Linked DNA regions of Homo sapiens: region 1 is linked to region 2. Evidence: chromatin contacts called from ENCODE Hi-C or POLR2A ChIA-PET data. All regions are on one chromosome and are shown on one strand. Each heading gives the region's core, a stretch centred on a gene start or an enhancer-like site at or near the end of the contact. The rest is flanking DNA. Distances are from core to core; before and after follow the strand shown. Region 1 has its middle 69 kb from the start of MTPN. Region 2 has its middle 17 kb from the start of MTPN.

What was found. A loop is a pair of places that touch in the nucleus more often than their neighbours do. ChIA-PET counts read pairs that join two places held with the same protein, here RNA polymerase II (POLR2A). Pooled maps may share reads with other maps.
Region 1: a loop to region 2 is called in a map of IMR-90, with 6 times the contacts of the local background. The contact joins two enhancer-like sites. A Hi-C loop is called at or near these places in 1 of 168 maps with a recorded cell type or tissue (IMR-90), 4 of 37 single-sample maps with no recorded cell type and 11 of 50 pooled maps. POLR2A ChIA-PET finds 5 or more read pairs at or near these places in 5 of 52 experiments (OCI-LY7, activated CD4-positive, alpha-beta T cell, activated T-cell and 1 more).

The regions. Positions count from the first base shown.
Region 1 is chr7:136,044,614-136,047,459 of GRCh38, forward strand. It overlaps a transcript of LOC105375523 not described here. Among named protein-coding and RNA genes, the nearest start is that of MTPN, 69 kb to the left of the region's middle. Within about 2 kb of position 1,583, at least 2 of the 41 ENCODE cell types and tissues checked have a DNase peak (open chromatin) inside an H3K27ac peak, as active enhancers do.
Region 2 is chr7:135,992,753-135,995,689 of GRCh38, forward strand. It overlaps a transcript of LOC105375523 not described here. Among named protein-coding and RNA genes, the nearest start is that of MTPN, 17 kb to the left of the region's middle. Within about 2 kb of position 1,284, at least 2 of the 41 ENCODE cell types and tissues checked have a DNase peak (open chromatin) inside an H3K27ac peak, as active enhancers do.

The sequences.
Region 1 (2,846 bases), core at 333-2,832, 52 kb after region 2:
TAACTTCAGTCTGGATGGGAGGAAGGATGGGATGAGGATAGTTTTCAATAAATAAGCAAGACAAAACTAAAAATCATCATTTTTCTCAAATATCTGGAGGACTATTGAGACCACAGAGAAGAACTCAGCCGATAGGTGCTGGCAGTTTCAGCAGTGATGGGAAATGACCTTCGGGGTCATTAGAGTACTTCAATAGCACCCTCAACCCATGAGCACTGGCAACTGCATCACAAAAAAGAGTGGGCTCCTGGAGAGGGGACCACCCCATGGTCTTCACCAGTGGTGGGTTTGGTGGGCTCTTGTTAGCCTCAGCTAATAGAGGCTCTACCAGAGTGAGTCAAAGTGGGAAATGAGGGAAATGTTTCCATGTGACTATGAAGAAGGTCAGTTCATGTAGCACGCAGAAGATGCCCTTAGGAGACAACTTCTGTGACAAATTTGAAGAGAGGGCAGGGAGTTGTGTCAGGCAGTCCTGTCAGAGAAATTGGAGGCAGAGCCTGCCAATTGTTTACCATTTTTCCACTTTTATTGTAATTCTATTTTTATCCCAGCAGAAATGGTCCAGAAAACTTGGGTGGTATTTGTTGGGTGACTATACAAATATAAGGAATCATGATAAAAGTAATTTGCAAGTTCATTTATGCTTATGCCTCCCAGGTAGACATCAGAGGAGGTGATGCCTGCTGATATTTAATGACAGGAAGAAACCAGCCATGTGAGGGAAGATTGAGGGCAGAACATTCCAGGCAGAGAACACAAGGGCAAAGGGCCCAAGGCTGGGATTAACTTGACCGGTTATGTGGGCAGAAAAAATGCAGACCTTGAAATGAGGTTGGCATGGCATGAGGGTGGAAAGGAAGGCAGGGGTCCGGACTTTGGAAGCCAGGATAAAGGTTTAGGATTTCATTGTAATTGTGATCTGTGGCAGTTGTGCAGGGGGACATTTTCGATGGCAGTAGTAGAAGCAGGATGCTATGGCAGTCACCCAAATGAGAGGTGATGAAGGCTTGGACATTGATGATATCAAGAAAGATGAAGTGTAGGAGGATTCAGGATATAAATTTGGAGGTAGAGTTGACTGGATTTGCTGAGAAGATTCTGGGGGGTGGAGGGAGCTGAGAAAGGCTGGAATCAAGGATAACTCCTTGAGGACAAAATGTGAAACTAGATAGACATAATCCTCTTTCATGGAGGCTGGGGAGAGACATTTTAATTAAATAATCCCATAAGTGGAAAAGTGTAACAGTGACAATGTTTCAAGGGTCAGATTTTCAATGCTCCAGGAGGGTTGAAAGGCGGTGTATGATTGAGTGAGGGAGATCAGGGAGGGCTTGTTTTGGGTGAAAGTCTAAATGTGAAGCAATATGTAGAGGGAACATTCCATTTTCTCAAGACTGGTATCCTCTGCCTTATTTGGGGAGGCTTTTTAGCAAAGGAAAGAGTCAAACATGTGCCCAGAGGAACCCCACTCTCATACCCTGCTTCTCTTCTTCCCATGGCCTACAAACGGTTAAAAAAGATTTCCTCAGCATGTGCAAGCATGCAAGGGAGAAACTGTGTGTGAGTTCCCAGAAGCCACCCAATTGACCATCCTCTGGGTTGTGGAGACAGGGTACAGCCTGTTCTTTTTGTACTTTACAAGTTCAGTGAAAAAAGCAACAAGCTGTTTCTTTCCCTTAGGCAGGCCAGCCAAGAGATAGCAATGCTGTTTCTTCCTCTCTCTTGTTTTCCCCATGATTATCTTGTAAGCCTTTCCTTTTACACATTTGAGATGGGTTTGAAATGGTTCCTTGCAGAGGGTTTGCATCAGAGAGTCTTGAGTTTCCCTTGGGTCACTTTCCTGAGGCTCAATTTTGTCACCAGTAAAATTGGGGTTATAGTAGTAACTATCTTAGAGAGTTGCAGGGTAGACTGAGTGAGCTGATAAATGATAAGCTCTAGCTTAGTGCCTGCCTCATTACAAGTGATTAGGATGTGTTGCTATAACAAATTACCACAAACTGTGTGACTTAAAACAACACTGAATGATCACCTTACAGTTCTGAAGGTCAAAAGACTGAAACAGGTTTCACTGGCCTAAAGTCACATTGTTGGCAGGGCTGCATTCCTTCTGGAGTTTCTAGGGATGAGTCCATTTCCTTACCTTCTCCAGCTGCTGGAGGCCACCTGCATTCTTTGGCTTGTTGCCCCGTTCATCTTCAGAGCCAGCAGTCACTTCACTTCGAAATCTGTTTCTGATTGTTATATCTCCTTTGACTGTTCTACCTGCCTCTTCCATATTTAAAGGACCCTAGCTTAATCCATTTATGCTGGATTTATAACAAAATACCTGAAACTGCGTCATTTATAAAGAACAGAAACTTATTTCTCACAGATCTGGAGGCTGGAAATCCACCATCAAGGCACTGGCAGGCTTGTTGTCTGGCGAGGGCCTCGTCTCTGCTTCCAAGATGGCACCTTATTGCTGCATCCTCCAGAGGAGCCAGACGCCTGTGTCCTCACAGGGCAGAAGGGATGGAAGGGCAAAAGCTTCCTTGCTAGTACACATCAGCCCTTTTGTGAGACACTAATTCCATCCTTGAGGATAGAGCCCTCAGGGTCTAATCACCTCCCAAGGGCCCCACTTCTTAAGACAGTTGTGCTGGTGATTACGTTTCAACATAAATTTTGAGGGGACAAAAACACTGCAACCATAGCAGATCCTTTTGATTATGATGTGCCACCTGAATAATCCAGGGTAATCTCCTTATTTGCAGGTCTGTTGACTAGCAACCTTTATTTTATTTGCAACCTTAATTCCCCCTTGCCATGTAAGGTAACCTATTCACCTTGGTTCTGAAGATTAA
Region 2 (2,937 bases), core at 34-2,533:
ATATAAAAATGCTAATTTTGTTCAGTTCCCACCTATGAGTGAGAATATGCGGTGTTTGGTTTTTTGTTCTTGCGATAGTTTACTGAGAATGATGATTTCCAATTTCATCCATGTCCCTACAAAGGACATGAATGCTAGATGACGAGTTAGTGGGTGCAGCGCACCAGCATGGCACATGTATACATATGTAACTAACCTGCACAATGTGCACATGTACCCTAAAACTTAAAGTATAATTAAAAAAAAAAAGAGAGAAAAAAATGCTAATTTTATATTTATGTAGAGCAGGATTTATGTCCAATTCAATTGAAGGAGTTTCAAGTCATTGCAGTAAAAAGTTTTATAAAAGTCGGGTGCGAAGAACGAGTAATGAGGTAGGCCTACAAGACAGTCAACACAAGAAGAATTTACAAGTAATTCAATAAATACCTATTCAGTGCCAACATTGTTTTAGGAGTTAAGAAGAAAATGGTGATTAAGACAGGTAAGATCCCTCTTCTCATGGACATAAATATGTCACAAAGGAGGCAGATTATGAATAATACATCAATAAGATAATTCAGGTAATATCTAGTGCTATGAAGAAACTAAAGAAGGGCATGGTAATAGCACATGCTGTCAGGGAGTAATATCTGCGAGACAGGACAGTCAAAGAAGGCCTCTCTGGGGCCTTCGGAGCTGAGACTTGGATGCGAAGGACCAACCTACTCAATGCTCTGCAGCCAGAGCATTTGAGGCAGAAGAAACAGCAGTTGCAAAAACCAAGGCAGGTATAGGCTTGGTTGATTCAGGGAGTGGGTGGATTCAGCTGGTACAAATCTGTGAAGGCAAATCCTGATAGTAATATGAACCTGTTGAATGGATGGTAGTTACACACATTGAAATGTCTGCACTTTTGGCAGGGATTTTCTTGAGAGGAAAAAGTATGACCTATAAAATATTATTGACAAAGTTTTCAAATGTGGCAAGAGCAACTGCAGTGCTAAAATGGTATTAAACCACACAGAAGCTAGGCACGGTGGCTCACGCCTGTAATCCCAGTATTTTGGGAGGCCGATGAGAACGGATCACCCGAGGTCAGGAGTTCGACACCAGCCTGGCTAACATGGGTGAAATCCCGTCTCTACTAAAAATACAAAATTAGCCAGGAGTGGTGGCACACGCTTGTAGTCCCAGCTGTTCGGGAGACTGAGGCAGGAGAATCGCTTGATGCCAGGAGGTGAAGGTTGCAGTGGGCAGAGATCATGCAACTGCTCTCCAGCTTGGGCAACAGAGTGAAACTCTGTCTAAAAAACCAAAACCAAAACCAAAACCAAGCCAAACCAAACCAAAACAAAACAAAACAAAAAACCCACACAGAAAGCCTACATGAGTATAAAAGTCAGTTTTCTGTTTTCCTTTTTTTGTTTGCTTATAATCTAAATATAGACTCAGTATCATGAACAGCTAAGACATGTATAGTTACTTTTTTTATTTTTATTTTTTGAGACAGGGCGTCTCTCTGTCACCCAGGTAGGAGTGTAGTGTTGTGATCATGACTCACTGCAACCTCAATATCCCTGGCCCAAGCCATCCTCCTGCCTAAGCCTCCCGAGTAGCTGGGACTACAGGTGCACACCACCACACCCAGCTTCTTTTTTTAAAAAAATTATTTTTAGTAGAGATGAGGTCTTGATATGTTGCCCAAGCTGGTCTTGAACTCCTGAGCTCAAGGGATCCTCCTGTCTAGGCTTCCCAAAGTGCTGGGATTACAGGTGTGAGCCACCACAGCTGGCCATAGTTAGTTAAACAATTTCAAGATGAGATCTCAGAGAGCCCTTTTCTTCACCATGGCTGATTAAGCTCTCTAAAAGTAAGGTACAGTGTCAGCACTGAGTTCTAGGCAGCAGATGCTGAGTCAGCGAGCAGTAATTGTCTAAGACCTGAGTTGAGTCAGAGATCTTAGCATACAGGCTATGTTGTGTGTGCGTTTGTTGGGGGTGGGATGAGGTGGGGTGTGTGTGTGGCTACGAATCTGGGAGGCCACAGCAGTTGGGCTGGACATACAACCGGAATGATCAAATGTGGAGCTAGAGCTGCCTAGATACTCTGCTTCAAAGGATCCAGCTTCATTTTTAAAACAAGAGTAGGCTGTGCTTCAGTGGACTAATTTATGGAAGATGGAGACCGTGAGGGGCCTTGAAATTATAGCTCTGATCTTTCAGAAACTACCTACCAAGGATTGGGTCCTGCTGGCAGCAGCAGACTCAGAGTGTGGCTGGCTTAGCTGAGAGAGGATGAATCATTTTAGGAAGATGGTGAGTGAACTTGATGAAACAGAGATGTTTAGTTTAAAGATAAGGGGGATCCTGACTTTTTGTAAAGTTTATTATGAGAAGAACATTACCGAGATGTTTGAATTTCTTCATTTTTGTAAATTGTATTTCACTTTTTTGGTGTTTTAAATTTTTTAATTATTTGTAAATTAATACGTATTTGTACATGGAACATGTGAAATTTTGATACATGTATGCAGTGTGATTTAATGTGATGAAATCAAGGTATTTAGGATATCTATTGCCTGGAACATTGATCATTTCTTATTGTTTTATTCTTATTGCCTTGGTTTATAGAGGCAAATGTATTGTCACAGACAGAATAGAACCAGCTGGAAAGTGTGCTGGTTTTTCTTTTATTAACCACAGCTATGTGGATTCTGGTGCCCAGCACCACTAGTCACTTTTGGCAGTACCTGAATTTTAGGGTACATCTTTGGTTGAGATGAATAGTCTTTGAAATGTTAGCTTTGCATTCCTAAATATATAATAGAAAAAGGCAAATGTCAGTCTGACACAGGTGACAGCAGTTGCTGAAATGGACCCTGGATTCATTGTAAAACCAGATGGTTTAGGAGACAGAAATTTAGATGGCAAAGTCTGCCATATTGAGTTGAACAAA